Linked DNA regions of Homo sapiens: region 2 is linked to region 1. The links are chromatin contacts, found by Hi-C or POLR2A ChIA-PET in ENCODE. All regions are on one chromosome and are shown on one strand. Each heading gives the region's core, a stretch centred on a gene start or an enhancer-like site at or near the end of the contact. The rest is flanking DNA. Distances are from core to core; before and after follow the strand shown.

Region 1 (5,399 bases), core at 1,112-3,611:
ATCAATCTGTTTCCATCGGTGCTTCAGAACCAGCGCCTGTTTTAACAGTCTGGCATCAGAATCTTATTTTAAATGCATCAAAATTCACTGTGAGAGCCAGCACTCCGGTCGTGGGAACAAGACCCTACGGAATTCCTCAGTGGGTCTTCAGGGGCCCCATGGGATGGGGCTGCAGTATGGGTACACAGACTTCACCAGTGTGAAAGCTGAGGTCATCAGCCATGGAGGCTAGAGGCCTGGGCTGCTTGGGAAGCATCCCAGGAGCAGGGAGCTAATGAGTAGGGATGGGAAGGAGGGAGGAGGAGGAAGGGGCTGTCGTTCTGCTAATCAGAGCGGACAACCCTGACCTGCCTCTGTTCTGCTGTTGACCTCTGATGTGACCACAAGGTTGGGGACTAACAGTTTGGAATGGGAGCTAGAATTCAAGGATGAGAAGTCTTCCTGTCCACTGCCTCAGAGGCCTGCTTTCCATTCCTAAAAATGCAGGATGGCACAGCCAGATGGCCGCTCTGACCGTGGAGGCCAATCAGCCCATTTTACAGATGGGGACACTAGAGCTTAGGAAGGGACCTGTTCCTAGGCCACACTCACTGCACAGTCAGAGATAGGGACGGGACTTTCTCTGCTGTTCCACACTGCTTCCCCTTGGAGGAGCAGTCTATGAGAGCAGCGGTTCTCAAACTTGAGCATGCACCAGCATCACCGGGAGAACCTGTTAAAACACAGACTGCTGGGCCCCACCCTGAAGATTCTGATTCCAGAGGCCTGTGGTAGAGCCCACAGGTCTGCATTTCTAAGAAGCTCCCAGGGGATGCTGATGCCGCAGGTCCTGGACTACATGCTGAGTAGTGCTGGGCACTCCTTGGGACGGCTGAGGGTGAGGGCAGTGCAGGAAGAGCCAAGGGCCATGCTGTGAGGGGTCTGGTGGCCTGAGGACCAAAGAGCAAAGCTGTGGCCAAGCAGAGGTGTCTGTGCAGCCAGGAGGAAGGAAGCAAGCTTTGGAAGGTCAGGCTTTGGAAGCAGGGACATGCATGGAACATCAGTTTCTGTCTTTGCTGATGAGGCCCCTCTGGGATGAAAGGAGAAGGGAACAGAGTTGGCCTCTGGGCAGGTGGAGGGTGGGGGACCCTAACCTCATGAGGGGCAGTTTGGTTTGGAAGGCACTTTGAGTTGCCATGGGCTGCCAGGGCTGTAGCCAGCATCACCTCAGACTGTTCTGTGTGGGAGCTGTCAGCAGGTGTCCAGGGGCAGGGGCTGGGGTCAGGGCAGAGCTGTAAGGACACCCAAGGTAGTGGCAGGTGGGATGGATGGGGCAAGACCAGGGCCACCTAGAGAGCCCAGAGGTCATGCCTTCCTCACTCAGGACCTCCCTGGTTCTAGCTCCTGGAAGGAGGGGCTAATAGGAGTCTGGTGCACACCTAGGGTGATGGGTGCTCAGCTTTGGAACCTTCTCTGTAGGATGTTTAGAGAAGGGAAATTTGGTCCCAGAGAAAGGGAACTGATTCTGAACCAAATGACAACTGAGGGCTGGGTACCAGGACCTGGGAATGCTGTGATGGGTGGGGCCTGGCTCAGGGACCCCATCCCTCTCTGCCCACCAGAGACTCCAAGCTGGTCACCCCCTCCTCTCAGCTCTGCTGGGAGGCCCTCTCTGCCAAGCCACGGCCAGCAAGTGGGGTGGAGACTCCTTCTGCCCGTGCCAGCGCCGGACCCTCCAACAGGCCTTCAAAGTAGGTGCCCAGAGCCTGCAGGTTGAAAGCAGGCTGGGCAGGGGGCAACGTGGTGGTCTGCAGGCTTAGATAGCGGCTGTACTTCTTCAGGCCCCCCTGCCGGTCACGGCGGTGTGCACTCAGCAGCTCCATGAAGCTCACGTTGTGTAGGGCCAGGAGGCGGGCCTCAGCCCGGGGCAGCACAGCTGCCTGCACCAGGGGCTGCAGGGAGGCAAAGCACTGCAGGCTACTGAAGGGGTAGACATGCTGGGCCAGCTGGGGGCCCGGGGAGACCTCGAGGAGGCGGCACAGGTCACGCATGGCCAGCACGGCAGCCATGGCGCTGCGCTCGCTCATGTTTCTCGCCAGGTAGGTCTGGGCCAGGTTCTTGAGTTTGAAGCTGCTGGCCCCGGGCACACGCTCCCGGATGAGAGGCAGGGCAGCCAGGAAGCCCGAGATGGCCTCCTGGAATTCCCACAGCCTGTTAATGTCCTCCAGGGCCCGGAAGAAGTTTGGGAGGCCAGGCCCCCACAGCTTGTAGCAGGCCAAGATAGGGCGGCGCATGGAGCTCAGAAAGCTGAGGAAGTGCTGCAGCCCCACCTCCAGGGACACGGCCTTGGAGTAGATGCTGAAGAAGGCTTCAGGCTGGATGACCACGCGGAACTTGCTTTCCCGGTTCACCGCAGCCAGCTGGCTAATCTTCTGGGCTGGGCAGGAGAGAAGGGCAGGGTGAGGACCCAGGGTCACAGAGAGCTCTGGGGTGGGAGCAGGGGGTCCTCTAGGGCTGCTGACTCACCATCTAGAGACCTCACCTTGGGGTCTGCTGGCAGTAGCCACACATCAGCCCCCAAATGCAGCTCTGATCCTGGTTGTGGTGGGATAGCAGTCAGAAGGGGAGGCTCGGCTGCCCTCCAAACACTTTGTTCACCAGCTGGGGATCCAGCTCTCCCCTCCTCCACTACCGGCCCCAGAGTTGGCCAAACCCCATGGATACAGGTCCCTCCTGTCTTCTATCAGCCTCAGCCACCTATACTAGAGATCCCAGGCTGCTTGAACTTAGCTCTCCATCCCATGCTCCTTCCTCCAATCCCCTCAAGGACCCCAGCCCAGTCAGAGCCCTGGGACATAGAAAGCACTCCACTCAGAGCAAGGCCAAGAGCCTCCCACTGAGGTCTGCAAATGACTTTTCTGTACCATGAAAACACTTGCTGTTTCTGTCTGGCTGGGCTAGCCCCAATGTTGAGTCCATGCCACAGGGTAGGGCCTGGGGCTCTGGCTCAAGGAGGGGCATTTGCAGAGCCAGGGCAAGCACTGGAGGAAGTAGAGGGGCTTCCAGGATAAGGGGTCTGATCCCTCTGTGACCTTGGATCTGTGGGCAGCCCTGTGCAGCCACCTGTGGGATTGGCCCTCTACTCAGAAACGTGTAGCACAGCCAGAGGCCTTACTTGGATGACAGGGCTCACGGCAATGAGCTCACGCATTGTGTTTCTGTCTAGGAGTGTGTTCCCCAGGCTCTCTGTCTGAGAGAAGAACTGGTCAGAGGTGCACTTGTGGAGGCATCTGCCTCTCTCGCACACTCAGGCACTGGATAAGGCGGACATCTTTATTCAAGCCAGCAAATGACACGCCAGGAGCCCAGGTGAGCCGGAGTGCTCTGCCCAGCCTGGCTGCAGTTGTTGGCCAGAGCTCAGAGCTCTCCTGGGCCTGGCAGATGGCTCTGCCTGCACTTCTTTTTGGGACTCAGAGACTAAATTAGAAAGGGGTGGGGGTAGCCCCAGGAGAACCCACTTTCATTGTCAATCTTGAGGTCAAAGAAAACCAGAGGTCTGTCTTCTGCTTGGGGGTCAGCAAGGTTCTCGTCCAGGACCCTGAGGGTGCTGGGGCCTTCCAGCTGGAGGTCACTGGACTCACTGCTGCTGTCATCCAGCTCTCGGGAGGACTGCAACACAGAAAAACCAAGCGTCAGGGATTCAGAGGGCCAAGGCAAGCACCTGTGCAGAACACTAGCAAGCTGGTATAGCTGGGAGCATCTGCGTGCACATGAAGGAGGGTGTACCACTGGGAAAGGGGACGTGTGCACAAGAGAAGGTATGTGTGCATGAATGGGTGTGAACTGGGTGTGTCACATGTGAGGGTTACATGTATGAACCAGGGCATACACCCTCATGAGTAGGGGAGGAAGGGTGACACACACAGGTTGTGAACGTGCATGTGTGGGAATGAATCCAAGTGCTAAATCTGTGTGTGCATGCACAGTTAAGTGTGAGCTGTGAACCTGCGTTGACACAAGTGTATGAAAGTGTGAGAGAAAATGCCAGTGGGTGTGTGCATGAGTGTGCTGTGCTGCTTATGGAGGCTCAGGGAAGGAGCCATCTGCTATGGCAGGCAGGACCTGAGATGTCTGCTCCTAATTTCATCTTTCTGAGCAGACTCAGAAGAAACACCAAAACTTGGGACGGGAGAAAGAAGCCTCATCTTGAACCCCAGATGATTCTTTGGAAGGGGTCGGGAGCCTGCCTTTTCTTGTCCCCGAAGTCAGCCGAGGTGCCAGTGTCCTACACAAAGGCGAGGGGAAGGACTGCTTGGCCTCCTGAAGGCCACATCTAGGTGGACACCCAGGTCCTTGGCAGTGAGAGAGCAGTGGAGGCTCTTGGCATCTGCCCCAGCAGCTTAGAGAAACCTGAGTTTTGGGAGTCCTTCAGGTGAGGCGTTCTCTCCTGTCCCAAGGTCCTGGTGGGAACACTGTTCGAGAAGCCATGGGGTGGGGAGCCAGAGGATGAGGGAAGGGCTCCAGCTCTGAGATTTTCCCAAGGGACTGGGACTACAGAGGGAGGTGGAGCCTCTGATGGTAATACAGAGTTAATTGCTTATCATCTGCTCAGCTGCCAAGCCCAGATGTTTAGTCTTTGATGACCAACTTGGAACCTCCCATGAATGCCACCTGTGGACGTTAGCCAGAGACCAGCAAGGAAGAGACATGGACAGGATCACAGGGCCAATTGGGAGCATGGCTGGGACAGAGTCCAGGGCAGGCCTTGGGTTTTTCCTCTTTATGGACTGCCGCTGGCTTCTCAATGAAGTTGGTGTCACCTGGTGCTAAAGCCTCAGTTAATTCTGGCCTCTGGCTAATGTCCCTGGCCTAGGAGGCAGCACATTTCCCCAGACCCTTCCAATGCCCAAGTGAAACATCTGCTTCCAACCAAGCTTCAACTGAGAGAAAAAGCGTTTCCACCCACAAGTAACCTAAGATGTGGTGGGTTTTTGTAGGAGTGGCTGGATTTCACTGGATTTGCATTTCACAGCCCTGCTCCAGGCTCATCAGCTTTCTGCCAGTTATTGTCAGAAGCAGACACTCACTATGAATCCATCTAGAGCTGGCTTTGCCTCTTCATATCCAGGGATCTAGTCAGAGAGTCTGCCCAGCGCCTCGCATCTCCAGATCCTCATTCAGCCACGCTGTCAAAAGCTGATTTCACACGTCTTGCTCCGGGTGAGCCCACACTGCTGTCTCGCCTTTCCAACTCGGTTTCCTCCCTGTAAGGAGCCTTCTACAAGGCGTCTTCCTAGCTTGTAGCTGGGTGGCTGGAGACTCCACCTTCTCCCGCTTTGGGAGAATCCAGTTGTTTCCTCTCTCCAGGCTTCACTGGGCAGCAGCGCTCTCCCACAAGCTGGTGGAGGGGCTGGGCTCCC
Region 2 (5,399 bases), core at 2,117-4,616, 190 kb before region 1:
CACTGCTAGGGTGCAGAGATCAGCAGGCAGCTTTTCCAGGCAGGGGTTTGGCCAGTTTACCTGCCCAAGGCCACACAGCCAGTGGATGAGAGGCTGGGCTGTGAGCACCGAAGCAAGCCTGATTCCAAAGCTCAGCACTCTCAGCTACTCCACTGGGCCTGGCAAGATTGGAAGCTGCTAACTCCAGTGCCCTTATCCAAACAGACAGGCAGCCTTGCCCTCAATAGGCCAGGATTAGCCAGCAGATGTTGCAGGGGAACTAGGACTGCCCATCACTTAGGGCATTTTTGGATCCATGTGCTGGGGGGAAGGGCTAGGGTGAGAGGAGGAGGTAGGAACAACAGGGAGTTAATGGTCCTTGAATTCAGCTCCCGCGGGTGGGTTGGGGGGTGCTTAACTTGGTTCTGGTGGGGAGAGAGATGGAAGGAGACAAACTCTTCCACCCACTCCTCCCTATCCTCCAGCAGCCTGGGAGGCCTGAGGAGCTGAGCCCAGTTCTGCCCTCTAGAAGGGCCGTGTGTCTGAAAAGTCACACTAGCTGGAGCGGGGCTGGGCTGGGAGGCAGGGTGCCTGGCTGCCCGGATCTGTCATTTGGGCAAGTTACTTGACTGCAGTGGGGCTATTTCCCAGCAGTTTCACAAGGACTTTCAGTTAAAAATGGTCCCCCATGTTCCTTCTAGTTTCAACATCTAAACTTGCCTGAGAGTTATGGCGGCCAGGGGAAAGCTCTTTCACAGGTGAGGAAGCACACTCAGAGAAAGTAAACCTCTTGTATGAAAGCACACAGCTTAGCTAGTGAGGCCAGGGCTGGAACTGGAAGCTGGGTCTGTCTGACCCCACACTCTTGCTGTCTCTGCTGTGCTCTAACCATGCTTCCTTGGATGTGGATCCCTTCTCTGCTCCACAGTGGATGCCCCCCTGAACTCATAATCTGAGTATCCATTGGTGGCAGCAAGAGGAATTATGTTCTTTGGAGCAGAGAAGCATTCCAAAAGATGACACAAAAGTCAGAAATCATTAAAAAGGGATAGGTTTGATTACATTTTAAAAATCTATACTAACTTCTATAATGGTCCAAAATGCCCTGCAATACAAAGAAAAGAAAAAAAGGAGAAAATGTTTGCTGCATATTTAAAAAAGGATTAATATCCCTAGTATACAAAGAGCACTGAAACCTATAAACATTATCCAATTTAAAAAACATGAACTGGGGATTCACAAAAGAAGAAACACAAATATGTATTATATATACATGATGAGCATCCTTTTTTTTTTTTTTTTTGAGATGGAGTTTTGCTCTTTGTTGCTCAGGCTGGAGTGCTGTGGTGCTATCTCGGCTCACTGCAACCTCCGCCTCCTGGGTTCAAGCAATTCTCCTGTCTCAGCCTCCCGAGTAGCTGGGATTACAGGTGCCCGCTACCACGCCTGGTTAATTTTTGTATTTTTAGTACAGACGGGGTTTCACCATGTTGGCCAGACTGGTCTCGAACTTCTGCCTTGGCCTCCCAAAGTGCTGGGATTACAGGAGTGAGACACCAGGCCTGGCCAACGTCCTTTTATTTTTGAGGCAGAATCTCACACTGTTGCCCAGGCTGGAGGGCAGTGGCGTGATCTCGGCTCACTGCAACATCTGCCTCCCAGGTTCAAGCGATTCTCCTGCCTCAGCATCCTGAGTAACTGGGATTACAGACGTGCACCAACACACCCAGCTAATTTTTGTATTTTTAGTAGAGATGGGGTTTCACCATGTTGGCCAGGCTGGTCTCAAACTCCTGCCTCGGCCTCGCCAAGTGCTGGGATTACAGGCGTGAGCCACCACCCCCGGCCATGATGAGCATCCTTATAGGCGATTCTACCCAGCTATCAAAAGCGCTTCTCAAAGCTACTAATCAAAGCAACCTTGGCTCCTCCTCAGGACTCCCACGCACACTCCCCAGATCCCCAAATCCAGCTCTGTGGGGCAGGTGGGGACCAGCTGGCAGCTTAGGGTGCCAGGTCAACCTGGTGACCGGTTCTGAGTGTGTGGCATTACAGAAAGAGGCTTAATGGGGAGGGCAGAGTCTGCAGGGGGTGGGGGGCAGCTGTGGGCAGAGAACATCAGGAACCAGAGACATCAAAATCAAGAGTAATGAAGTGGAAATCACACTAGGGCCTGGGCACCCCCAGCTATTTGGCTTATTCAACCTGAGTGTAACTACAAAGAGGGTATCCCCCATTTGCAAGTATCTGTGTGCCTTTGGTCTCAGCTCCTTCTGCTATCCCTGTGGGTTAACACCATCTAGGGCAGGGGCTCAGCCTTGCTAGTGAGAGGAAGGTAAGGGGTCCCTTACATTCAACTGTTTACATCTCATCACACTGAGATTCTAGTCCCTTCCTGACAGAGCCCTGCTGCTGGGCCACAGCTTTTTATTAAGCACCCACTATGTGCCAGGCACTGTTCTGAGTGCTGGGGATACGGTGATCAACAAAACACACAAAAATCCCTTCTCTTCAGAGACCCAAGCATCTGTGTTCCAGGACAGGGGCCTAGGCCCCAGAAAATCAGGGCCAGGGATTGGAGAGCATGGGGGCAATGGGGGCATCAGGGCTGCCAAGCCAGCAGCCTGGGAATCTCCTGGGAGATCTTGGACAGGGGTAATGAACCATCTCAGTGGGCTCTCAGACTGTGTGACCCCAGCAATAAGAGTGCAGAAACAACCAGGTAAGGGTGGTCAGCATTGACAACACCTGCAAGTACACTGCATTCCAGTTCCCGTGTGGCCCAAGAGTATAGGGCAGCTAACCTGGGAGAGCCACAGAGACCACCTCACTCCCCATTTCACAGCTGTGAAAACTGAGACCCAGGGAAGGGAAGCTTTTGTCATGATTAAGGAGCAAACAAAACTTTGAAGGAAGGACTTTGAAGGAGGGACGGATTCATGCAGGTGCATGGCCCATGCCCCTGGCCTTACCTTTTTGTTTTTCAGTCCCATCCTCTTGAGGCCAGGAGTGTCTGGCCTTGTTTAACAATCTTGGGGATGAGTACTTGGTATCAGTGGGTGATCAGGAATCAGTCCTGCCCAGACAGCTGGCCTGGGCGTCTTGGAGTCCTTATGGGTAGTAGACAGTATGGAGGTCAATGTGGTCTCAGGGGTGCCACACACCAGCCCTGGGGCCTGGATGTGGGGGGAGGGGGAGGGTGGCCAGGTGGGAGCAGGTCCTGGATCTCTCAGCAGCGAGATGGTCTGTGGGTGGAAGGGCCTTGGGGGTTGAGGGCCATGGCCAGCTGGACAGGGTCAGCAATGAGGCAATTGACTCTTGGCACACCTAGGACGGTGGAGAGATGGGGCAGGGGGGCCCTGTCTCTGCCCAGGCCTGGAAAACAATAAGCTCTTCCACCTAGCTGGGTCACCTGGGCAACACTGTGTGATGTCACAGGGCAGGGCCGAAGTCACACAGGCACCTGTCCAGGTGCAGTGAGCTAGAACGCGAAGCCCTTTTCCCTATTCCTGGAGCTGTGTTCCACCTGCCGCCTGGCACTCAGGCCCCACCCTTCCTGCTCTTGGTGCCTCAAGTAGTCTCCACCAACCCTGTGGTGTGGCCAGCCCCATGCTGCTCAAGCTGCAGCAAAAGAGGAAGCAGACACTGCTCTCAAGAGTGTTGCAGCTTGATCGGTAAAACAGCTACTTCTGTTGAAGAATCTACCAGCCATCGTGCCTCTTTGGGTACCTATAGTCTTCCATTTATTTGATAATAATAAACACAAACTTCAAGAGGATGGTTTCTTCTTGGAGGGTGGGTGGGAAGATCGGGGAGAGAAGAGGGTAAGAGCATACATTCTAAACTTTTGGGTTTTTAGATTGGGTGGTCAGTTAATGGAAATTCATTACATTATTGAAAATAAATTATAATTAAACAATTAAAGAAAGCCATGATGGGTCAGTGATGGCACTAGAGTACGAACCAAAGATTATGGTTCAGTTCTGAGCACTGCAAGAAATTATTACAAAGACAAAGAGCATTTGCTGCACGCCAGGCAGGGTCCTAAGTGCTTTTGGTGAGGTGAGATGGCAGAATGAAGAGAGACTAGTCCTTGGCCTGGGGTGGGGGGTTGCTCTATAGAGAGGTGAGGTCTGAACTGGGCTTCGAAGAATGATCAGAAATCCTGGGCTAGAAGAGGAGGGATTTGGGGTACTGGGCAGTGTTCAGAAGTGTTTGGGGGGCCCCTGTGGCCTGCCTCATTTCTACCTATTTTGGGCCCCAAGTTGGAGATTCTTTTAATCTGGCCGAAGAGCAGGACCAGCCTGGCAGCCAGGAGGCAGGAGACTCCGGCTTTGCAGAGGCCTCCCAGCCTCCCTCTCTACCCCCACTCCAGAGAGAGCAGCAGCAAGGATGTGGTTCTCCCCAGTTTAGAGACAGAAAAACTGAGGCTTTGCTTTTGATTAGAACTGAAAGGACCAGCCAAGGTCACCCAGACACTGGTGGGGGATGGTAGTCAGGAACCCCACTCCTAATTTTCTCCCCGTCTAGGCCTGCCAAGAGTGGTACTCCTGGGGCTCTGGGGCTGGGGGCCTGACCAGGAATGGCCTGGCTGTGAGCACTGTGCTTTATCTCCCTTGTGGGCCAACATGTCCCAGCACAGTGTGTATGTGTGGAAAGGTCTCAGTGGCTGCTCCCCCAGTCTCTCTAGAGCGCATCTCCCCCAACCTCTCAGGCCTGCTTAGTCTAGGAGGCTAGGGCAGCAGGTTCAGGGGGTGGGGAGCCATTGCTCCTTCTCTAGCAGCAGGACTGAAGATGCAAGCCAGGTGCCTAGGAAGCAAACTTTAATGAAGCACTCATTCTCAGGGCTGTGCGAGCGCTCCGCTCCCGACACAGAGCCTCACATTTTGTGCCCTGGCCACCTTGCCTGCCTCACTGTGGTCCTTGCCCTGCCCTGCAGCTCTGCCTCAGTCCCCGGGGCTCGGGGCTCTCACCCAGCTACCCTCCTTGGCATCTGAGCTTTCTGCCTCTGCAGCCACGCCCCTGCCATCTTCCTGCCTGGGAAGATAATGCGATTGGGCACTGGTTCCAGGCCGTCTGGCTCCAGGGTGCAAGTGGGCCCTGTGCACTCAGCAGCCACCAGTAGGGCCCTTCTACCTCCTGACTTGCTGGTTGTTCACCTCCCCAGACCAAGGACCCCTGAGACACCAGCTCCTGTGCCTGTCCTAACCTCCCCCGAGAGCTGCTTCCTCCTTGCCTGTGAGAAGGCCTTAGCAGCATGAGCCCAGCTGCTCTACCTTCTCCTCCCCTTCCTCCAGCAAGGTGAGCTCTATATCCCCAGCCCAGAGAAGTGGGCTTGCTCCTCAAATGTCCAGGGGCCAGCCCCAAGCTGTGATGATTCAGGGAGATTCCAGGGTGAGGGAGAGCAGGGAATGATTAAT

The links. A loop is a pair of places that touch in the nucleus more often than their neighbours do. ChIA-PET counts read pairs that join two places held with the same protein, here RNA polymerase II (POLR2A). Pooled maps may share reads with other maps.
Region 2: a map of aorta shows a loop between it and region 1 (4-fold over the local background). The contact joins the promoter of CCDC33 here to the enhancer-like site in region 1. A Hi-C loop is called at or near these places in 1 of 168 maps with a recorded cell type or tissue (aorta) and 1 of 50 pooled maps. POLR2A ChIA-PET finds 5 or more read pairs at or near these places in 3 of 52 experiments (H1, HEK293 and WTC11).

The regions. Positions count from the first base shown.
Region 1 is chr15:74,041,238-74,046,636 of GRCh38, reverse strand. PML (PML nuclear body scaffold) reads right to left here. Exons shown (of 9, transcript NM_033238.3): 8 at 3,498-3,648; 9 at 1-2,416. The coding sequence ends at 1,629. Among named protein-coding and RNA genes, the nearest start is that of GOLGA6A, 39 kb to the left of the region's middle. RefSeq lists a silencer at 83-274 and an enhancer at 4,829-5,399. Within about 2 kb of position 2,361, at least 12 of the 41 ENCODE cell types and tissues checked have a DNase peak (open chromatin) inside an H3K27ac peak, as active enhancers do.
Region 2 is chr15:74,234,293-74,239,691 of GRCh38, reverse strand. It overlaps CCDC33 (coiled-coil domain containing 33), which reads right to left and starts at 3,366. Exons shown (of 19, transcript NM_025055.5): 1 at 2,952-3,366. The coding sequence starts at 2,972. RefSeq lists enhancers at 1-120, 121-716, 5,079-5,399.